Linked DNA regions of Homo sapiens: region 2 is linked to region 1. The links are chromatin loops, found by intact Hi-C in ENCODE. Cell type or tissue: gastrocnemius medialis. All regions are shown on one strand. Links, peaks and the distances in the headings refer to the core of each region. The heading gives the core; the rest is flanking DNA.

The links. Hi-C counts contacts between places; a loop is a spot of excess contacts. Peaks named below come from ENCODE experiments on the same cell type or tissue, not always from the same donor. Only the 100,000 strongest peaks of a DNase experiment are listed, where the experiment ranks them.
Region 2: a loop joins it to region 1, with 5 times the contacts of the local background. A loop is called at or near these places in 2 of 110 quality-filtered maps.

Annotation. Positions count from the first base shown.
Region 1 is chr6:14,632,626-14,644,919 of GRCh38, forward strand. It overlaps LOC101928354 (a long non-coding RNA gene), which reads right to left. Exons shown (of 4, transcript XR_241980.4): 2 at 11,326-11,444. Among named protein-coding and RNA genes, the nearest start is that of LINC01108, 350 kb to the left of the region's middle. RefSeq lists enhancers at 3,914-4,013, 7,081-8,064 and a silencer at 7,573-7,867. In gastrocnemius medialis, for the core only: no CTCF peak of the experiment used is centred there; DNase peaks (open chromatin) are centred at 6,396, 6,626 and 9,036; H3K4me3 peaks cover 956 bases; H3K27ac peaks cover 3,615 bases.
Region 2 is chr6:14,546,105-14,558,398 of GRCh38, forward strand. No RefSeq gene overlaps it. Among named protein-coding and RNA genes, the nearest start is that of LINC01108, 270 kb to the left of the region's middle. In gastrocnemius medialis, for the core only: no CTCF peak of the experiment used is centred there; a DNase peak (open chromatin) is centred at 4,997; H3K27ac peaks cover 1,658 bases.

The DNA of each region.
Region 1 (12,294 bases), core at 1,925-9,924:
CCCTCTAAAAAGAGTCTCCTTTGTAACGGGGGCTCAGGAGTCCCAAAGCTGAGACACGGCGAGTCCCCTCCACAGGCCTCCAGCTGCTGGAGGGGTACCTCACAATTCTGAGGATGTAACTAGGCAGGACACAGAGCTGAGGAGGGGTAGGTTCTTGTGGGGCTTCCAGATGCCTCCCAGTGTCTCCACAGGATTGGCTGTGTGTGGCGTCCCTCTGCCCAGGGCTACTACCTCTGTTTTCCTGGCTCAGCCAGCGAGCTAAGGAGCTGTGTCATTGGTGGCTGTTGGGGTCCTGCTCTGGGCTACCTGACAGCTCCAGAAGTGTCCATTTGCTTCCATTACCAATATCCCTGCTTTTAGAAAACTCAATATTCCTGATGCTCAATTCACAAACAGAGAAGTCATGATTGCGATACTCCAGGGTTTCGAAAAAAAATCAGACATATTGATAAAGATATAACAATACATATTTTTTAAATGTCCACATTCCATTTCTCAAGAGCATGCATTTCTCATAAAGTAAGATGCACTGACACTTCTCCCAGGGCTCCAAGGACAATACTCACTGCCACTTTTCCAGCCCAGAGCACTCAGCAGGCCACCTTCACATCCCTCCCTCTACTGGGTGACTTGCAGACTCTGAGCCTCCTCCAGGACCTTTGGAACTACCTGGCTTCCCCCTCTGGGAGCAGCTCTCAAAGCAGGGTCCCCCAGCCCTTTCTAGAAGAGGACCTTTCTCAAAACCCTGTTGAGAAAACAGCCAGTCCCCGGGAGGCCTGCTGTCCTCTCAGCAGTCAGCACAGGTGAACAGGGACTGCAGCAGGTGTCTGCGTGACTTTGTCATTGACAAGCACATCCAGCAGTGCCTTGAGACCTGCTCAGAAAGTTATCTGCTGATACCATCCCTGTGGACACCTCCAGGAGCTGCCAGGGGATACTCAGCCCCAGCCACGTCCAAGTGCAGCCAGAAGCCTGCCCAGGCCAGTGCGTTGGAGTTGTGAGTGATCCTGCTTCCTGACAAGGGCCAGCTGGGCTCCCCCAGCCTCCTGGTCTCCAGACTCCCTGGGCTCAGCCTCCTGTGGCACTCCTGAGCTTCAGAGAGGGCTGGTTCTGTGACTGGAGCTGTCAGCTGCAGAGATACTGCAGAGACACCTTTTAAAATTCATGGCCTTACTCTTCAGAGTTCAGAAACAGATCAGACTCCAAGATGAAAGCGTGGTTTACCCTTTCCCTGGTCCTGCCAGCCCCTTCCCATCTCCCATTCCACCCTCCTTTCCATGTCTCCTTCCCGCAGCTTTCCTTCCCCATTGTCCTCCAGGATATTTTGCATTTATCCTAGTTCTTAATCCACCTGCTTTCATCAACCAAAGCCAAAAGAACACTCCTTTGTTTCCAAAAAGAACATTCGCTCAGCTCGCAATGCAGGCCTGACTCTCAAAGGTATCTCCCTTTGTCAGGTAGGAAGGGCCACGAAAGGTGTGGCTGGGCAAAGGAGATAGAGCAGAGTTTTGAACTGAAAAGGAGGTGGGCGGCAAGGGGTGCAGTTCTCCTTTTTTTTCCAAGAAAGGCATTTGCTGAAGGGCCATCCACCTGAGTCGGGGGGGTGGGGGCGATCCAGGGGCGGGGCAGACAGGCTGGCAGCAGCAGCACATCCTGCCAAGATGAAAGAGCGATGTGTTTGCTTCTTGCCGCGAGTATAAGCAACAACAGAGATCCTCTCAGGAGAATTCCATCCCCAGACATCTCCTTGCAGCATCTCCCCTGTTGGGCCTTTACTAAGAGGCAGCACCTAGTGTCCTCACTGATGTGGGCACCAGGAAAGCTCGCTCTCCTCCCAGACACAGGCTGCCACACTCAAGGCACAGAGACTCTTCGCAGCCACAAGAAGTAAATGGAAGAGAAGCAAAGCCTGCTGACTTCAGGGGCATGGACCCAGTGGCCAGGATGACATGTCCAAGCCACAGAGGGAGAGTCTGCCCTGGGAATGAATGATTCCTTTTGGAAGGAATGATGGATAACACTTATCAAGAATTTATCTGTACCTGACACAGTTCTAAATTCTTCACCTATATCAGCTCACTTAACCCACAAAGCAACCTTATGTAGTACATCTCATTAGCCCCACGGTTAATCTGATGCACCAACTTAGCTAGGCCATGGGACCCAGATATTTGGTCAAACACCAGTGTAGGTATTGCTGTGCAGGTAATTTTTAGATGAGATTAACATTTACATCCGTAGTCTTTGAGCAAAGCAGGTTACCCTGAATAATGTGGGTGGGCCTCATCCAGTCAGTGGAAGGCCTTAAGAGAAATGACTGAGGTCCCCTGGGGAAGAGAGAACCTGCTTCAGAATACCTTCCCACTGGAACGCCATCAACTCCTCCCTGGGTCTCCAGCCTGCCCTGAACGTTTTGGACTTGCTAGTCTCCACAATCGCTTGAGCCAGTTTCTTAAAATAAATCTTCTTCTCCTCCTTCTCCTTCTCTAGTTCTTCTTTTTCTTTTCTCTTCTCGTCTCTTTTCTCTTCTCTTCTTCTTTTTTCTCTCCCTCTCTCATTCTCTCTCTCCACCCCACCCCCCACCCCCAACCTGTTGGTTCTGTTTCTCTGGAGAATCCTAATACACCTTACCTTACAGATGAGGAAACTGAGGTGCAAAGCAGTCAGCTGTTTTGCCCAAGATCTTGAGGCCAGTGAGTGTCCCAGGCAGGACTAGAATGCATGCTGCCTGGCCCCAGACCTGGCTCAGGTAACCAGACAGCCTGCTGCTTCCCTCAGCCACAGGAAGTGGCTCAGCCACAGGAAGTCACGGCTACCTCTCCATTCACAAACCAAAGAAGGTAGGAGGTGGAAGGAAAATGCATTAAAAGTAAAATTCAGCTGGGTCAATGGACAAGGACAGGATATAGACTATAAAACCAATGATATTTGTTTTCATTCTAGGCTTTATTTTGATATCTGTGACCTTAAGTGTGATTTACATCTCTCTGAGCCTCCATTTTCCTGATATGCAAAATACCATAAAAACTTTGCAAGGCTACTGAGGGATTAAATGGGATAATTTTATGTGCAAATAATATTTCCCAGGATATGAGTGAAATCACGTGGCTTGTGTGATTAAGACAACTGTTCCAAATTCTAGTGGCCTAAGTCCCCACTTGCTTGACTTACAAGAGATCCAGGTATTTACAGAAATAAATAACTCTCTCCAATAAGTTTCAGGTCCTCAAAGCTGCCAACCTGTGCCCCTGCTGCCCGTGTTCTCATCCCAGGGGTGGGGTCCCAACCATCTGAGTCCTCAGGGCCAGACAGTATAGCAGTCCCTTTCACGGAGCTCTCATCCACCTTGAGTTCCAATTGCTGATCAAAGCAATGCCCAGAGCAAAGCTGCACCCCCAGCAGGTGAAGGCTGGGCTACAAAGTGGGGTTCACTGCCCAGACCCTCCCCCTCTGGGCCAGCTAAGCATATCAGAACCCCTCTTGCTCATAGTGATGACTCACCAGGACCTCCCCTCCCTGTTCCCCATCGCTACCCACCCATCCATCAGATCTGTCACTGTACCCAAAGCCTAATGGTGAATGGGACTCGTGTGTTTCTCTCTCAGAGGGCTTCTCCACCCCCATGGAAATAAACATGTACAAAAGGACGTGAAGAAGAAAGAAGCTTCACCAGTAACATCTCTGTACAGATCCTACCAGGCTGAAAGAACAAAAAGCCTAGCTGTGGGGTGGTTGTTTTGCTTTTTGGTTTTGTTTTCACTGTGGTTTGTGTCACATGTTAAAGATGTCCCATGTGTCAGGAACAATCGCAAAGTACTTGACCTGCTTTATCTCATTCAGTCGTTCCAATGCCTCTGTTGTTGTGTCATTAGTGTTTCCATTTTATGGATGAAGAAAGCTGAGGCTTAAAGAAGAGAAGTAACATTTCACTGCCTCACAAATAGTGACAGAGCCAACATACAAACCTAGGCTTGTCTGGCCCCAGAGCCCTCATCCTTAACCACCACACTGCACCTTTGTAAAGGGCACAACTATTTGTGTCTAACAAATATTAGTTATCTTTTCTAAGAGCCAAGAGACATTTGTTCTATCCCAACTCTGTCTCTTAGAAGTCAAATGGCTCAGCTTCCACATTTGTAAAAAAGAGAGAACTAAAGTAGAAAATTCTAATTGTTTCCTGAAGCTCTAAAAAGCTACAATCCTAAGAATTAGTGGCCAGAGACCCTAAGCTGCTTAATACATTTATACCACATCCTCCTCAGCTGGTACTCGGCATTGAGGAAAATTCTTAGAAACAGAAATAAACAAAAATATTAAGCATAAGCCGTCATCAGATTTACATGTTATGCTGCAAAATTTATTGTTCTGTTCCTTTTCCTTTAAATGGGAACATTTAGGTCAAGGATATATCGTCATAATATCTCTGAGATGGGAGCTATGAGTGACTGGGCAAACAGATTTCCGATTCTAAGAATCTTCTCTGAAATCAGATGCTTGATAATGTGAATATTAAAATTCCCCCTTCACCCAATAACAATGTGGAAAAACATCTGTCCTTTTTGTTTTAAAATAAACATTGAGAATCTCTCTTTTAAAAATGGTAGAAATAATCATGAAACTAAGTATAACCACAAGAAAAAGTATTTGAGAAGAACTGAAAGACTAAGGGAGAAACTTGATATAATGTCCATCTCCTTGTACTTATCCTCTTCCTTTTAGCTTAATGCCACCTCCTTCATGAACACAGAATTGGAACCCACAACGGATGAGGTCTTGGCCTCACGTATGGGTAAAGCCTCATGTAAAAATAAACAGAGAGGAAATGCTGACGATGCCTGTCACTCCACTCGGATCAATTCACTTCAACATGCTCATTGCTCCATTTCATTTCCTACACCTTGGCCTTGCACACTCTTGCCATGCAAGGGCCGACTCCCAATAGGGAGTTGATTGTTTTGTTTAGGAATTCCAGAGCACCAATCAGATGGGGGGTCCTCATTCTACTCCAGCACACACACTCCACAAATATCTCTCTCCTCTCTCTTATTTTTCATTTTTAACCATTTAAATTCATGTTTATTTTTATGTATTGCTAATGTATGACATAGAGTTCCAGAGGGACTGTCAACTTCCTAAAAAGAATACACCTTCATTAACTCTCTCTACAAAGATGTACCATGTGCCTACTATGCCAGCAGGTGTCTGTACAGAAACAAAAAGGCACAATTACCACCCTAAGGAACCTCCTGTAGGATTCAATGCGGAGGCCACCTCCTCCAGGATGCCCTCCCTAGTACCTGGGTCAGAGTCCTGTGGCATTGGGTATTGGAGTCCATGATTCACCTTCCCTGCAGTGTGATTGTTGGTTTACTTAGGAGGCCCTCATTGCTTCCTTCCCATCCAGTGGGAGACATTCAAATAGGATGCAACTCACAGCTCCCTTAGCCAGAATTGCAGTAATGATGATAATGGTAATGATGTTAATAATCCTATCCATGAAAAACAGGTAACTCCTTTTTAAAGAAGGATTTCTTGCTTATCACCTTCGGTCCTGAATCCCTGGATATACCTGGGTGCAGGCTTCTTGGGGCTCAACACATGTCTGGGAGGATGCCAAGATGGCAGAATGATGTCAGTTTCTCACGGGGTGCTGCTCCCTTAGATCTGTACCATGCTGCCTAATATACGTCAGTTGCATTGAAATGAAAAATGAATAGGAAGTAGATCTTGCTGCTAAAACATATGCATCAGAAAATCATTATGAGTATTAAATTACTGCAATAAAATGAACCAGAACTAATCTTGCAAATTAAGATCCAATAAATTTTTTTTCATGGCCACACCTTTTCTTAAAAAAAAAAAAAAAAGAAAGCAAAAGAAGATTTAGCTTAATAGTATTAAAATTGACTGTAAGGATTTTGAGCGTGACATGGAAAGAGTCGATCAAGAAATTTCCATATGACAAATAGATTTGCATTTTTGGAGGGTGGGGTTGGAGGTTGTCAGGAAGATGTTGAGAATACTGCCCCTGTGCCAATTGGTAAAATGATCAGTTTTTAAGCTGACATACCTATGTATTTTACATGTAAAATTTATGTATACATATTCCCCTTCCTCTTTTCTGCTCCCCACAAATCCCCCAACTTCCCACTCCTTAGATAAGGTTCTGCTGACACAAGAAACTAGTAAATTTCTAAATTTCTGACAACCTCGTATTTTTAGAAGAGATGCTGCTGTCGTTCAAATTAAATCTGAAGCTGTAAATAAACCTTTAGAGCTTTGCCTGTTCACTGGAATAACAGGATATCTCCCTCCACCCTCCAGCAGGAGAGAGACTGTAATTAGCTCATTGTCCGTGAATAGGCACAAAAGAGGCGGTGCTCCCCATACTGGCTCCCTTTCAACAGCAGATCTTGGGGCAGATGTTAATTCATTAAGTGAGTAACTTCCACCATCTCCCAGGAACACCAGGGAGCCCGACTCCCCGTTCCAAAAGGGACACTGAGGAACAACATGAAATACTCTGGCCAAGGACTCACAGAAAGGGTACTCGGAGAAGAAAAAAAACCACCACCAGGATTCACCTCCCTGCTGCAGCCTGCTTCCTGGCGCTGGTTTTGGCAGCCCATCCCGGGGCTGCTCTGTGACACCCGGGGAACCAAACTATTTATAGCCACGCAGTCATTATAAACAAAGCTGTTTATAACATCGAACCTTGGCCCTGCATGAGTTAAAACTCTAGACTGGCAGCTATAAATAACTCTGTTATGCGCTCGAGTGTGACTATTGACTGATACTTCCTCAAATTGTGACAAATAATGACAAGTTTGTTTGACAAACATCCCACTGACATTCATCTGATTTTGAATAAGTGGTGCTGCTTTCTTAATTTGGTCCCTGAGGCCCAGGACTTCAGGAACTTTCTTTATTCTTTCTCTCTCTCACCTCCCGCATCAGGAAACTGTCCTGTGTGTAGTTGTTTTTTCCCCTAATCAACTGGAAGGGATTTGGGGCCATCTAAGGGGAAGCTTATTAAATCCACTGTTTCTCTCTTGGGATAATTCTGCTGTAGGGGCTTTGCAAGGGTCTGGGGAGTTTTGTTAATGACAGAAGGAGGGAGGGGTAGAAAAATGTGGGCCAGGCTGTGGTGGTAGGTAACACAAGGTGGAAAGGGGAAAGCAGAATTTAACATCAGACTGACTGGAATGTCAGTGTTTAAGGGGGACCAGAAATGTAGAAATTTGAGAAGTAGTTCACACTGAATCGATGAAAGACAAGATTCTGGATGGAGGGATTTACCCCCCAGGGCTTCTGGTCTGAGAGATCTTGTAGATCCAAGATTGGGGTCCCCAAGGCTCGGGTTCTCTTTCGAGGCCAGCTGATATTAACATACGTCATGAGTGACGTGAGATTCTAGAGCTCTCAGGGACCTATGAAATGGTCTGTTACTCGGTCATTTCACAGGTCAAAAAGCTGAGGCCACAGGGGCTCCCAGGACTCTTTAGAGCAGAGCTAGACTAGAACTCAGCTGTCTGGACTCCTGGCTAGAAGCTTTATCTTTCATCAGGAAATTAATTAACATGTGAAAAGCATGTGGAATTGTCCCTGGCCTGTGTTGACTGTTTTACAGGAGCACACCATTCACACCATCCAGGTTGCACATCTTTTCTGTCTCTATTAACTCTATTTGCACGGTCTCACACAGCGCCCACCGTCTCCAATCCCTCCTATGCAGAGCTTTCGCAGCAATCTTGCGAATATGCAAAACTGCTGCTCACTGGTCAGCCCACTCCCAGACCAAGCTGGGAGCGCAGTAAGAAGACCTGACTCAGGATCCTGCAAAGGCAGAGGTGGCACCTGAGAGCAAGTCTCCTTAAGTTTTGTGCCCTAGGCCCCTCACGTGACTCACCCTAGTCCCACCCACACTTACCCAAATAAACATCTCCCAACTGGTTTGCATGTCTGCAAAAATTACTGCAGACATCTCACCCTTGCTGACAAAGTCCTCAATCCCTGGTCCCTCCCACTTCTCCTGCCCAAATCTATGCTTTACCCCAAAGTGTACTCTTCACTCCTTCCCAGAACACACAGCCTCGGATGTTTCCCATTCCCTTTGATAAGAATGCCCCCTTTACATGACAAAACCCTGACCATCTTTCCTGACCCATTGCAGATGCCCAAGGAAGCCCTTGTTGACTGATCTGGCAGCTGTGATGTGCTTTCCTTGGAAGCCCCATCACCCTTATTTATATGTCTCTTTCAGCGCTGGCCTGTCTTAATCCTGCCTTACAGTTATTTGTGAATGTGCTTATGTTTAATCCTCTTTTCTAGTGGTAAGAGGGAGATCTTTCTTAATCATTTTGGTATCTTCTAGCACAGTGTATACCTAGAAAAGGGTGAATGAAGTCTTTTAAATCTACTTCCTAAAAGTGCAAGCAAAAACACAGAATGAAACAAACCGGAAAATCTTCAAAAGTAATAAAGGACCGTATCAACTAAGAAAGATTTGGCCAATGTGTAAATAGGTAGCAAAACCTAAAATGGCCCAGCCAGATAAGTGCATGCGTCCTTAGAACCAGCAACTGACACAGAAACTGGCAAACTAGTAAGACAACTGGAAAGAAAGAAGCCAAATAACTGGCAATTAAACAAGCTGGAGGATCACAGGGGCAAGTGTCTAACCCACTGCCAGTCAGCCAGCCAACAAACGTTTATTTAGAGCCTGCAAGCACATGGCACAGAGCTGCCTGTTAAAGAAGAGATGTTTTCCTGGCCTTCGGGAATTGACAATCAGCTCCACTTTCTACAATTTCCCTGCCATTTCAGCTTTTACTAAGACCTGTGGAACTCCAAGTCTCTTGTTGGTTCCCAAATTCTTAACAATGAGCGAATTTGCCAGGCTTTGCCCAGCCTCCCCAGAGAGTCCATATCCGTTTGTGTGTGTGTGTGTGTGCGTATGTGTGTGTGTGTATATCAGCCCTGGCTTATCAGCCCCCTGTGACCTGTCAGGGCTCTTGGCCCTTCGATGGCCTTGCGACACTCCATGGACTCATGACAGAACTCACTACATCAGAACTAACCCATCCCGGAGAAGAAGCAGATGAGAAAACAGCAGCTGACAAGCGAACCACCAAAGAGGAAAAACCAAATTAAACACTCCTTAAGAAGCCAAGTCCTCTTTCTTCCTCAAAAATGACACGGGAAGGAAGGCGCGGGACAGGAGAGGGGCTCCAGGTCCCTTTGCGCTGTTCCATATTAACACAGTCACACTTTGCGATGCACTTGTCACTTCCAATCAACACCAGGGCTTTCCAGGGCCTGGACACTCATTGAAGGGATTGTTACTGTTGGTGAATGGGGAATTAATTAATGCAAAGCCAACCAGTTCATAAATGCCTGCTTTGTGAGCAGTTCCTGCATCCTGGGGACCGCGACTCCTGTGGTCAGCGCAGCCCCAGGACTCCGTGTCAGCAAATGATATTTATGATCGCCATCGGCCCCTTCTTCAAACCACCCAGGGGGAAGCGAGGCCTCACCTGGAGCCTGGGCTTTTCCCGCTGTGGGCACAGCCAAGGGTCCTCCGGTTTCTCTGGTGCTGAGCAGGCAGTGCAGAAAAACTCTCTCCAGTCTTCTGAATCTCTCGCCCACAACCTGACTTACTTCGTGAAGAAAGGCTTCATTTGCAAGTCATAGTGATGGGAACAGGCAGGAAAACAGAGAAGTTTTTCTCAACCCACTCCATTCCAAATTTGGTTACTTGACCTCTAGGCAGGTACAAGAATGTGCACACACACACACACGCACACAATCACACACACACACTCAAACAGTGCCACGTATATGCACAGAATTTCTCTGATCTGTGTTACCTACACAGTCGTCAACTAATTTAAAAATCAGTTCTGATTTGAATGTGGCAAATGGACTCTTCAGGTAACCTAGTTACTAAGAATATAAGATGGAAAAAGTGGTAACCGAACATGCCAAGCCCCCTCCATCATATAGACACACACATCTCATTGAGAGTATACAATGTAGTTTTACTCCCCCTCCAAAAAAAAAACTGGTCCCAAGTTCTGCTGACATAACATGCCCAGGCCCTGCCTCTGTTTTTGCTGTGGTGGCTTTGCTACCTCCTCGCTTTAAACTGCCATGATGCAGGCCTGAAAACTCCCTTTTGCCTTTAAAACATAATGCACTATGATATTAAAGATGGTGGAATTGAGGATGGCTTTTTCTCCTTTATGCTTTGCTGTGGTATCTAAATGTTCTACGATTAAGGTGTGTTTTATAGTCACCAAAAAAATGCATGATGTGAAAGGAGAAAAGAATGTTAGTTTCATAAAATCCCTCAAGAGCGACTTTGGCAGCTTTATCTGATTTTTGAGGTCTTGAAAATTAGCCTGGGTCATAAAGCAAGGAGACTGTGACATTTTCTGAAATTGGATCCCATACTGCTGGTTTCTGTCTGACCTTAGGAAAAAAGCAGGAAGTAAAAAAGAAGTTTATCCTTGGAAAATTCATTCTCTCCTTGCCATGTCCTTAACCCTCTTCCTATAACCTTGCCACCACCCTTGGAGTTCCCATCACTTTTCCTGTTTTGCTTTTTTTCCTTATCATTACTTAAAATATACCCTGAGGATAGGCTGTAGTATCAGTCATCTACACCTTAGTATAAATTAAATTAATCAACATTACTTTAATCCCAATGTTATAAGTTCCTATTTGTAATTTAATTCAAAATCCGATTGTATGATAAAATGTACCAGCTAATGAATAAAGGAGCTGATGTCTGTCATCTCTAGATCAGACATCTAGGCTACTGGCTTCTCTGTTTTGGGAAAGGTAGTCCCTGGAACAAATCACACAGTGCTGTGATAAATTTTTCCACATTAGCTATAGAATATCACCATTTAGTACCTCTATCCCTTTAGAAAGAACTCACTTTCCAGAGACACAGTTAAATGTAAGAATGGTTGCAGATAACGTGCAGTCTACAAAAATATTCATAAGCCCCACGGCTTTTGAAAAACAGTATTCTTTATTTCTACTTGGGAAACTGTATTTGCTACACATAGACATTGAGTATATATGTTGAGTGCCTGATAAATCAAAATGTATAAATGATTTTGAGTGCTAGATTTTGGAAACAGGAGAAAACTATATTCCAGAGAAGTTAAATAACTTGCTGCAGGTCATTCACCAGTCAATAAACTAGGGCTCGAACCAGAAAGAATGGTTTCTGATTCCTAGACTGGGCTCTTTTTGTTTCAATGTCTTAATCTCCCAAGCCACCTAATTCAAGTTCTGGAAAGATCTGATTACCTCAAGCCTTGGAATGATCCTCCAGTGCTTCCTTTTTGGGAATTCTTGGCAAGTAGGCTGAGAAATGAGGCACCGTGTTTCTGACCCTCCTGAGCCTTCTCTGTTTATTAGACCATGCTCTGCAGATAAAAGGGCAACAAAAGACAGGAAAACTTAGGAAGAGACAATCACTTGTTGTTGCTGCCTTTTCTATCCTTCTGATCCATATCACACTCAGTGTGGTCAATCCCTGGTCACCCACATGCCGTCCAGGACCTAGAGAGAGGCAGGACTTCCAAGGAGCTTCCTCACGAAGCACCCCTTAGGCAGAGTCTTGCAGCTGGGAGTCCACCACCCCAACCAGAGGAGTGAAGCAGTGGTGATCTTCTCTTATCCAGAGGTAGAGTGCAACAGTTAGTTGACTCTGTACCCATGGTCAGTCCTGGGGTCACCTTCTAGGTGTCCAGGCCCACCTAGACAGCATCTAGGCCTCCCAGTCCTTGTGTACCCTGTAAATTTTCCAGCACAAACCTTCCTGCTGTCACCTGAATCCAAAAGGAGATCTTGACCATGACTAGTCAATGTGCACTCCATAAAGAATCTCAGTACTTGTCATTTATAGATTTGTTCACTCAGCTAAAATATGGCAAGTGGTTCCCATACACAAGGCACTGGGCCAGGTTCCCACTGCATAAAGAAGCCAATCACACAGCTTCTGCCCTCAACAAGCTGATGGGAAATCAGAAAGACAGACAAATGACAGAAAGCCAGGTTAATTTATACCCAGATAGACAAACTCCTCTTTATTCTTTATGACTCAGATCAATTATCATCTCCTTCAAAAGGTTTCCTGGCCATCTACAGGCAGTTACATGGTGATCCTTCTGTGCCCTGATGATATTTGGTTTGCTCCTCAACAATAGCCATTTCTCGTGTTGTTAAAATTACTTCTGTGCTCATGTGTGTCATTCTTTAAATTGTATGAAAAAG
Region 2 (12,294 bases), core at 1,579-9,578, 87 kb before region 1:
TCTGAACGCTCCAGGAAAGACTCCTTCCTTTCCTCTTCTAGCTTCTGGTGGTGGCCGTCAAGCCTTGGCATTCTTTGGCTCACAGCTGTATCACTCCAATCTCTGCCTCTCTCACCACATGATGTTTGCCCTGTGTCTGTGCCTTCTCCTCTTACAAGACACCAGGCATATTGAATTTAGCACCTATCGTAACCTAGTATGACCTCATTTTAATGTAATTACATTTCCAAAGATCCTATTTCCAAATAAGGTCACATTCTCAGGTACCTAGGATTAGGACTTCAATACGATCTTTTCAGAAGACACAGTTCAACCCACAGTAGTACCCCATGGGATGTTGTGTGAATTAAGTGAGATAATATGAAAAGAGCTTAGACCAGTGCCTGGAACATAGGAACATGAACTACTTATTCTTTCTAAACCTTACGATAAGCTCATAAGGGTGGATCTTATTGCACTTCTTCAACAGAAGAGAAACCCTAGGCTGGAGGTGAAAGAAATTGGCCTAAAGCCACCCACGTAGTTAGTGGTACAGTTCAAGTTTAGAGTGGCTTGCTCTAACTCCAGAACCCAAGTACTTCTAATAATCTATTACTCCGTACTCCTTCTAGAGCGACTTGGCTTTCTAGAACAAACCAGTTTCTTCATACTTTCCTTATAAAACTCACTTTCCAACCCTGGGGTTCTCCTACTTCACTCTCCTGCCACCTGCCACGAATTATTCAAGTTCAAATTCACTACTTTAGAACCCCCAATTAAAAAGCACTCAGCTAGAATGGCGGTGATTCTTGCATATATCTTTAACCAAGCTTGGCCAACCCACTCTTGCAAGCCACATGCAGCCCAGAACGGCTTTGAATGCAGCCCCCCAAAATTCATAAACTTTCTTAAAACATCATGAGATTTTTTTGTGATTTATTTTTAGCTCATCAGCTAGCAATAGTGTTAGTGTATTTTGTGTGTGACCCAAGACAATTCTTCTTCTTTCAGTGTGGCCCAGGGAAGCCAAAAGATTGGACCACCCCTCCTGCCTTTAACCCTTACTCATTCTTAGTACAATGTCAGGTTTAACCAGGACATCAAAATAGACTGCAACATTTCCTTACCTCAAGGGTTTATGGATGAGAAACATCAGCCAATTACAAATGAATTTACAATATGCCGGATAGTATTCTAAGTGCTTTAACAAATATTGACACATTAAATCCCCCTGACAACTCTGTGAAGGAAATATTGGTTTATTCCCATTTTACAGATTAGGAATATGCAGACACAGAAAGGCTAAGATCACAGAGCTAGAATGTTCCAGAACAGGGACTTGGCTGGGGTAGTCTGCCTTTTAGTTCCAGAGCCTATGCTTTTACGCACTGTGTTCCATGTGCAGTGGATTTATTTAAACATCCCCTGAGGACATTAAGGTTAGTTTTAATATTTTGACATTCGAAACAATGCTAGAGTAAACATCCTCAAGCTAAATCTTTACGCACAACCCGAATTATTTTTCTGGTAGAATTGTTGTGTCAAAGAGTAAGCATGTTATTAAGGCTTTGGTATGTAACGTCAAATTGCATGAATGAGGGAAGGAGTTCTCAGGAAGTGAAAATGGGATCAGCAACAGCATGAAATGGAAAAGCATGGGGGTATGTCTGGAAAATGGCAAACACTCCAATCTGAATGGAATGTAAAGTGCTTGAAGACAAGAGATTGAAGCACTGCTTCTAAATTGGTCTGGACCCAGCTTGTGGAGCACTTTGAACACCAGACTTCAGAATTTAGACTCTGTCGAGCAGCACTCAAAAACCAGCATACATTTTTGAACTGGGGAGTGAAATGATCAGATTCTGTCTAAAATAATTTGCTCAAGAAAAACTTGAGGAAAGAAAAACTTCTTTCCCTTCATAAGAGGAGTCATTCATCACAACTGCATCAGTACAAATGGACTGGTGGGGGTATATTTCATTATTCTTTTAACATGGTACATTCTTGAAATTACCTATTTTTACACACAGAGAAATAAAAGGATTAATATAAAGAATAAATATATCAATAACAATAATTATATGTATTCTATTTTAATATATGGATTATTTTATATATTCTATAAATGTATAATATACTTAATATTATAATGTATAATAATACAGTAGTTTCCTCTTATCCGCAGTTTAGCTTTCCAATGTTTTAGTCACCCATGGTCAAGGGCAGTCCAAAAATAATAAATGCAAAATTTCAAAACCACAGAACACAGAAGATGGTTCGAATGAGTATTTTTTTAAGTTGCCCATGGATGGTATATCACTAACATCATTCTAGATGTAGAAATGAGAAGTTAGTTCATTTCACACAATGGATGCCCCAGGACATTAGGGCTTCATTCTCTGCATAAATGGTTGAGAAAAACTGGTAGAATGTATCTTAGGAGTGGAATTTCTGCTGGGGGTGCACAATTCCTATGGTACCTGACGGTGCCACAGGGTTGTATCAAGGTACACTCATTGGTAAGAGAATTCACAGCTCTACAGCACTGCCAACAAATCAGGTTGTTAAAATGCTTGCTACTCTGAAAGGAGTAAAATAGCATTACAGTGTCTTGAACTTGCATTTCTGCCATTACAAATATGGAAATCTTTCTTTTTTCATATTTGTATAGACTAGGTTTCCTTCTTTCTGAATTTCCTGTTTAATCGCTGGTCCATCCATTTCTCAATTGGAGTATGTGTCTTTCTCTATCGATTTGTAGGCATTCTTTACATACCCTGATAGTAATCCTCTGCTGGTGATACGCATCATGGCAAGTATTCATTAAAGTAATCCTTTATGGTGAATTTTAATGTGTTGAGTCCTACTTTAAGGCTAATGCAGGAAAAAAAAAAAAGAAGTTCCCAAAAGGACAGCCAATATGTAAATATATTTACAGTTCCTTCACTAAATAGACAAGTATTACATATCTTCTATGGGTTAGACTCGGTAGGGGAAAGGTCTGGGGATATAGAAATAAACAAGTCAGGATATCTACCCTTAAGAGATTTGCAATGCAGAGGAGGAAACAAACATTTAAATTCTATTACAACCCCGTAAGAGCCATCATGGTTAGCGGTGAAATATTACACGTCTTAGCTGCCATAACGCCACTTTAGAGGAAAAAGGATAAACGTTTCTGCAGGTCATTATCACAAGACTGAATGAAGACAAGGAACAGGGAAAGCTTCTCTCCTGCACCTCAAGTCCCATTTCCTGGCAGGGCACAGGGTGACCAGTTCACAGATGTGGTAGTACCTGCTGTCCTCCAGAGCCACCACACCTGGCAGGACCAAAGTCCTTGAAATTACATTCTCTTAAGTATATACGTGCTCTTTGTTCTCTCACACCTCTGTAAACAAGGCTTTTTGCTGCTGTTCCCATCAAGCTGCTCCCTGCAACTGTGTAGAGAGACTGTCACAACAGCACTTGTCAGGAACTGCAGCGTAGCAAGCCATGACAGCTGGTGGCACGAGGAGCCCATGCATCTGCTTTTCTCCCTCTGCCAGGCCTCCCTGAATAATGGGAGGTCTTGTGTACACACGAATGATGCTATTGATCCTCCCACTGTGGGCCCCAAGCACTGCCGTTCTTTGTAAGTAGCTGGGGGTTGCGTTTACACTGCTCTCCTCACACACCACCACCTAATTCCCCCTGGGATCCAGGGAGCGTATTTGTACTTGGTTATAAGTGCAGAGAGCCCTGGAATCTTTATCAGGAGAGCAGAATTTGGGTGGCAGCCTTGTCGCATACCAGGTGGGTAGCTGTTTCTGTACCTCTTTTCTCATACCTAGGAAAATACCTGTTCTGAAGTTCTCAGTGAAACATATGTGAAATTACTTATGAAACTGATTTGTGAGCTCTCTTGTACGAAGCAAATGAAAGTTATTATAATTATTTGCATGACTCTTGATATGGAAGGCACAACTTCAAGAGGTCCACTAATAGCATCTTGTGGTTTCTGAGCCCACACATCTGTGGCGCATCGCAAATGGGCACACAACTTTTTCCTTGGACAGCTGATGTACTCAGCCCTGATGGGGAGTGGGGGATCTCAGGAAAACAAGTGAGAGAATTCTCAAATTCACAGAATCATGGACTACCAGATACAAAGGGGCCTTCCCATCTACAGTAGAACCTTGATGGGTTGAATCAGTGGCCTCCAAACTTCTTGTTCCCATGCTTTTAGCAGGAATGCATTTTTGCATATAACTTTCCAATATATGCCTATTTATTCATTTATAGACAATAGATGTGTACTAATATAAATGGGCATTTTAAAAACATACACAAAATTAGACATTTTTAAAGTGTAAAAAAAGTTCTAATATTTTCTTCTGGCACCACACAGTGGATCATCTTGCCCATTCTTGAGAGTACATGCCTTTAACATTGAAGTCCACTGGACAAATCAGGACACTGAGGACCAGAGAGATGAAGTGATTTGCTCCAAGCCAACTGGCTAGTTGGTGACTGAGCTGACATGCTGGCCTGAGATCGCTGTTTCCTGATAATGCGCGTGATCTCAGAGTTTACCCTATATTGCAAATTACCTCCATGGAATTACCACACCCTATTCTTAGTTTATTCCTGATGCATCAAGAGGCTTTTTTTTTTTCTTAGACCTCTTTTTCATTCTTTTAATTTCTGAGAACAGACCTGAGAGAGTGGGTATAGATTTCCTTCACATAACAATGTGAGAAATAATAGAGCAAGATTGTATGTCACAGATGAAAATGCTATATTTATGCCTCATTGTAATCCATTCATTGCTTTATGGATCCAAAGTCCCCTTGGGAGTGTCACAAATCCACATAATGTTCCTGAGTGCAGGATTTGGCATTTGGATCTCTGACTTAGCTGTCAGATATGTAAAATCACATGTAGCCAGACAACTCCCTCGGGACTCCACAGCTGCAGATACTGAAGAGTGCGAGTTATTCCAACAAGGTCAGCATTAATTTAGGCAGATACAGTTCCCCTTGAGCTACACTCTTACTGCCCCATCTAATTTTAAGTGTGACTCAGAGGGCTCTGGTGGAGCGAATCCAGTAGCATTCTCTTCTCCAGCACTTTCTCCAAGCTCAACAAGGGTGACTTTCAAAGGAGTCACATGCCTTTAAGGGAGACAACGGTTTTCCCAAGAGTCTGAACTTCTGAGGCTACTGCACAGCTCTGCTTACCTGTCTTCACCCTCCTTTACCTGCTTTTCAGCCTCTCAGGATCCCTCTCTACCCAGTGGCCTTGCTTTAAGGATCCCGTACATGCCATGCAAATTGCTGGGTGGATGATTCTCTTCTGGACCACGTAACCATGACTTGGATATCCTCTCCTATGTCCAAATTGCTTCTAATCAATGGTTGATGAAAGATGTAAATGAATACTAAGTACACTTTAGAAATAAAATGAGCTGACAGGTAAGTTAGCATTCCCCTCATCACCAGGGGTACACCAAGAGAAATTATTTTACTGGGTGAAAGGTTGGAAGTGAATGGTCTCTGGGCTGGGTGCGATGGCTCCCCCTATAATCTCAGCACTTTGGAAGGCCGAGGCAGGCAGATCACCTGAGGTCGGCAGTTTGAGAACAGCCTGACCAACATGAAGAAACCCCGTCTCTACTAAAAATACAAAATTAGCCAAGTGTGGTGACGCATGCCTGTAATCCCAACTACCTAGGAGGCTGAGGCGGGAGAATCGCTTGAATCCAGGAGGCGGAAGTTGTGGTGAGCCAAGATTGCACCATTGCACTCCAGCCTGGGCAAGAAGAGCAAAACTCCATCTCAATAAGAAGAAGGAGAAGGAGAAGGAGAAGGAGAAGGAGAAGAAGAAGTGGTGAGTGGTCTCTCCATTCCCTTCCAAATCACTATTAGAAAAAACAAAGAACATAGAATCAGAGGGCCTGGATTTAAAATCTCCCTCTGCTAGTTAGTAACTGAAGCACCTAGCACACAAAGAGACAAGAAATATTTGTAGCCAGGCACGGTGGCTCACGCCTGTAATCTCAGCACTTTGGGAGGCCAGAGTGGTAGGATCGCTTGAGCCCAGGAGTTCATGACCAGCCTGGGCAACATAGGGAGACCCTGTCTCTACAAATTTTTTTCTTAAAAATCAGGTGGGTGTGGTGACACATGCCTGTAGTCCCAGCAATTCAGGAGGCTGAGGTGGGAGGATCACTTGGGCCTGGGAGGTCAAGGCTGTAGTAAGCCGTAATCATGCCACTGCACTCCAGACTGGGCAACAGAGAGAGAACTTGTCTCAAAATTAAAAGGCAAAAAAGGAAATATTTGTTACATTGTGCAAGTTATTTCACTTTTCTGTGCTCAAGCTTTATCTGTAAAATAGGAATGATGATCACTGTCTTACAGGATTGTTACGATGATTTACATTTAATAAATATTTACGTAAATAAACTATATGATGGAAATTAAAAAGAAACAAGTAATGTCTACATGTTTTAATCAACTAGTGCTTAGCAGTTCTTAAAAGGGCACTCTACAGCTGATTTTTCCATGAGGCCTCACCACATGGCACCATTTCCAAGCGTGACAAGCTTGAAAACCATTGCTGTCCCCCTCGGTTCCCTCCTAAGAATAATGAACCGCATCACAATTGACCTCAGCATAAATGAATGGTCACTGAGCCAGACCTATCCATCCACTGCTTTTCAAATCCCTCGCTCTCAATTCCAGTTGCTGCCTCAACAACTGGTTTTATGTAGGTTTCCTGCAGGCACAGCCTCATCATGCCTCACCGTAGGCACATACCTCATGTTTCTCACGTTCGTCCCCAGCACCTCTGTTTCTAGAACCTCTGCAGAGCCCACATACAGATAAAGCAATGAGAAAGAGTTGACAACCCTAGGGGTAGACCTTGGTCAATACAGGACAGAAACAATCCCATACATCTATGCCCCTTGAGGAAGAGATTCTGAGACATGTTCCATCACGCTTCTAGAGAGTCCTGGGGAGCAAGCCTCCAGTTGCCCTAGAGGCAGCTAACTCAATGACACATCTGCATTTTGAATCTCTCTCCTTCCCTGTTTAGTGCCCCTGTCTCGGCTATGTTTCCTAAATAAGCCACTCAGCCTGCATGGCAGTCTTTGTCTCAAGCTTTGCTTTTGTGAGGAGCTGGGGCTGAGATACCACCATGTGCCAGACACTATCTTCGGTTATCTCATGCATCCTCTAGGGCGGCAGTCCTCAACCCTTTTGGCACCAGGGATCAGTTTCGTGGAAAACAATTTTTTCATGGACCAGAGTGGTTAGGGGTCAGGGGTGGGGGGATGGTTTCAGGATGACTCAAGTGCATTATATTTATTACACACTTTATTTCTATTATTAATACATAATAAAATAATTATACAAGTCACTATAATGCAGGATCAGTGGGAGCCCTGAGCTTGTTTTCCTGGAACTAGATGATCTTATCTGGGGGTGATGGGAGACAATGACAGATCATCAAGCATTAGATTCTCATAAGGAACCCACAACCTAGATCCCTCACACGCAATAGGGTTCACGCTCCTGTGAGAATCTAATGCCGCTGCTGATGTGATAGGAGGCGGAGCTCGGCTGGTAATGCAAGTGATGGGGAGCGGCTGTAAATACAGATGAAGCTTCACTCACTCACCCTCCGCTCACCTCCTGCTGTGTGGCCTGGTTCCTGACAGGCCACAGATCAGTAGTGGCCCGTGGCCCAGGGGTTGGGGACCCCTGCTCTAGAGGGGTCAGCAAGCCACAACCCATGGGCCAAATCCTGCCTGCCTGCTGCCTGTGTTAAAAAAAAAAAAAAGGGGTATTGGAACACATCCGGGCTCATTTGTTCACATACTGTCTGTGGATGCTTCTGAGCTACTGCAGCAGGGTTGAGTAGTTGTGACAGAGACCACAGGGTGCACAAAGCCTCAAATATTTACTGTCTTGCCCTTAATAGAAGGAGTTTGCCAAGCCCTGTTCCAAGTGTGATGCCTGGACCACCTGCAGCAGGATCACTGTGTTAAAATGCAGATTCGTGTCTCCAGTTCCATGCAAGCCAGGCGGCAGAGGAAGCATCAGAAGAGCCAAGTGGAACATGGTCCATGATGGGTCACAAGCCCAGAGGCCCAGGAAAGCCAGGTAGGGGGCACAGTGAGTAAAGTCAGATGAGTCTGGTGTTCTGGCCAAGACACAATTTTGTGATATGAAAAGTGAGTAGGAAGAGTTTTCTATTCCATGAGAAAATATACTTTTGCCTGAAAGTTTCCTGAAACAGCCTGCTCTTCAGGCTCTTCTGTCCCTCTCTTGCTATTTTGCTATAGACATAGGCACTAGGCCTGGGGATATCATTTTCATATCTTTTTTTTTTTTTTTTGAGATGGAGTCTCACTCTGTCACCCAGGCTGCAGTGCAGTGATGTGATCTCTTCTCACTACAGCCTCTGTCTCCCAGTTTCAAGTGATTCTCCTGCCTCAGCCTCCCGAGTAGCTGGGATCACAGGCGCATGCCAACACACCTGGCTAATTTTTGTATTTTTAGTAGAGACAGGGTCTCATCATATTGGCCAGGGCGGTTTCAAACTCCTGACCTCAAGTGATCCGCCTGCTTGGCCTCCCAAAGTGCCCGGATTACAGGTGTGAGCCACCATGCCCAGCCTGGGAAATCATTTTCTGTGATGAGACAAGGGTGCAGTCTGAATGGCCACCCACACTGGACCCCAAGGCCAGGCAGACAACAGGGTGAACTAGGGTTCCTATCACCCTGGAGAAGCCCACCCTGTATAAGGGTGCAGCCTCTCCTCAGCTCCAGGTGGCCATTGCCACATGCAAACTGTGGGCCCTAAGATGCTAGATTTTGTGATTTGCTTTTTACAAGGCAAACAGACTTTTGAATTCTTCTGTAAAACTACTCAATTTTGAAGGTTGGCCTGTATTTCTTTTTAATTACTCTATGGGTTAAATAAGACAAGACTTCAGGCCAGATTCCAAATAATAGGCATTGATATATTGTTTGCGGTGGGGGTTGATTTGTTTTTGTTTGTACCTCTGGCTAAACTGTAATTAAAATAACAGTTACCGGGGCTGTTGTTCAATAGGTGGGTCCAGGTGCGGTTGTTAAAATGTTGAAATATAGTTGTACCACCTGGTAAACAGACACTGTCCCTCACCTCCCATCCTTAGCCCATGTCCCCTATCCTGGGGGCCTCCTCTCTCCAGGACCTTAGGACCTCCGATTCAAAGGCTGAAGGTTAACGCCGGGGCAGCAGGGCCTCCTGTGGCTCCGAGGCTGCCATCCTTTCTGACTAGCTGGTGTTTGTACCTGCCAGTGGGTCAACACATTTACTATGCCCTGCCCCCTGTAACCATCAGAGCAGTGCGTGTTCTACCTATGGCAAGAGCTTTATACTTTTCCATTTAACCCTCAGACGGTTGGATCAGGTAGGACTGACACTGCTGTGAAATCCAAAGTTAACTTTAAATTGATCAGAGTCTTGATTATGCATCCTTTCTCTCCTCCTTTCTTCTTTGGGAACCCCATTCACTCCTCCTGCCCTCAGCCCTCCAAGTCCTCCTGAATGCTCCAGAAGAGAAACAGTTCCTCAGATGATCCCTTTCCACTAAGGAGTAAACAAATCGCTACTGGCTAAAATGTGGCTGGGCTTAAATCTTTGTTCTGTAACTCACAAGGCATTTGACCATGGGCAACTCACTTCTCCTTTCTGAAGTTAGGTTTTCATTTGTCATGGGTAATAGGCCCAACGTTCCTGGGCTTTTTGAGAATCATGTGGATGAGAATGTGAAGCTCCCATCACAAAGCAGGCATCCAACAAATCACAGACCTGTTCTCCTCGTTCTTGAAGGCCCCACCCTAGACGGGCTGTGCTGATTGTAACTGGAATCGGTTCCTTGAACTAAAGGGAACAAGCATGAATGACAAGTCCTTCCCTGGATGTCCATGGGACGGCCAACACCCTTACTTTTTAACCTTTGGCACTATGTACCTTTCCACTGTGCACTTACTGTGTTTTTAAACCATGCATTTATCGCTGCAACCCTTTGATGAATATCTGCTTCTTCATCAGCCTGTCTATGTCCTATGAGGATCTGTTTTCTAGTAAATCCTTGGCCACGCAATGCCTGACACTATGAGTGAACAAAGGGCTGTGTGATTGTAGAGGGAAATGCCAGGCATTGGTGTCCATGTGTGGACAGGCGATTTTGGATATGGTCTTTCTCAGGATCCTCGTTCTTATAATGTGGTACCCTTTTCCATCTTGTTCAGCTCCTAGCTTCAGTGCTGCTCTACTGGTTAAAGACAATCTCTGAGGATATTTGTGAATGCAAAAGAGTATGCTTCTAAAGCCCAGGCTTGGGAAAAGTAGGGGCAAAGAAGGCATGAAACAGGCTCTGACCTACCCAGTTTTGGGGGTGGGAGGATAAGGAATAGGCTTTGGGCTACAGGGCTCTGGACAAACTCAGAGGCTTTTCTAGGGTTTTTCCACAAAATCTGGATATTGCACATAGATATTGCCAGCTCACAGGCACCCTCCAGAGCAAAGATGAGCAGCATTGCATTTGTGTCTGTCTTTTCCTTCAAGGCCTGGACCCGATAACTCAGGTCCTAATTGGACCAAGCCTATAAAGTCTCTACCTCTACCCCTACTCCCAAGCTCTGAGATGAACAGTCAGCTTCTCGGGACATTTGCATTAGCAGAGGTCTTTGCCAGCGACCACTCTCAATTCTCTTTAGCTTTAGGCTTCCTGAGACCACACTGCGGCAAAACAAAGTGCATTAGCAGGGCGCCTAAAATACCAGCTGTCAACACCAGACCATCAAGAAATTTATTTCGTCACAAATGCTTTATGGAGATATGTTTTTTTAAAGGTGAGGAGAATAAAAACCTTGTTCCAATAGATGATTCACCAGTGCTATTGAAGTAAAAGGAATTGCTTGTATCTCCAAGCCTGGATTTATGGAAGAACCGCCTCCATCATCCCCTCCTCCTGGCAACCCAACACAAAACAGAATCAGAATCAGACCAGTTTCCTGAGCCTGAGAAAAGCGAATCCAGTTCCCCAATGGACCACATCACACAGGGACACCAATGCTTTCCTTTCATATTCACAATGTTGTACAGGATTTTTGCTTTGGGTTCTCCATTTTACAGGCCAGTGTTCTATTACTTGCCCTGCATGAGCACAAATGTGTTCTAGTTGCTGAAGATGTAGAGACATGAAACAGGGCAAATCTCTTTTTCAGCATACATTACATTTGGTGGTGTGGGTGGGGATGGTTGCAGCATCCACCCGGAGATGAACAGCAACTCAGGGGGGTGGTGGATCAAACTCCAGGTGGGTCAGCAGGGACCACTGAGAGGGTTCAGAGGTGGGAGCGTCCCTGCTGGGAAGGCTTCACTGCTGTGATTGTTAGTTACTAGATGAAAAGCAAGCTGCGAGATGCAGAGACTACACTCCAAGTTTTCTCAGAGTTCCTCCCATGTCAAGCACAAGAGCCAAGGTTGAGCCATAATTGCTGGTTGAGTGAATGCTGCGGAGCATCCCCCAGTGTTCCTCTTTCATGTGAACCTCTTGGTACCATGCAAGCACCAACACGATCATCACAGTGACTTTCAGAAATTCCACAAAAATCTTAACGACCGCCTTTCTGGGCCACAGTTTCCTCCTCTATAAAATAAGGAGGCTGGACTGGATAAACTCGATTATCTCTGAGAGGCATGAACAAGGTTTTCTTTTGCTTTCTGATAACAGAAGTCATGTAAATTCAGATGATATTTTAAAAAGCATAAAGAAAAAAGCAAAAATTATATAATGTCACCATCTTTAAACAGTCACTATTAACCTCCAAATGTATATCCTTGAAGATATTTTTTCAAGTAGTTTTTTGTCTTTTCACAAAAATCTTAGTGCATTATACATTATCTATTAACATTTGAAAAAGTGTATCCATCATGAATGTCTGCAGGTCAGTGTGGCCATAGCTACACCTCATTTTTTTTTTACTTGAAGTTCTGAGGTACACGTGTAGAACACGCAGGTTTGTTACATAGGTGTACATGTGCCATGGTGGTTTGCTGCACTTATCACCCCATCATCTAGGTTTTAAGCCCCGCATGCATTAGGTATTTGTCCTAATGCTCTCCCTCCCCTTGGCCCCCATCCCCCGACAGGCCCGGGAGCTACAGCTCATTTTTAATTCCTGCATGGCTTTCTACTCAGTACGTCGCCAACTCAGGGACATTTCGATTGTTTTCAATTTTCACTATTAAAAATAGGACAGCAAT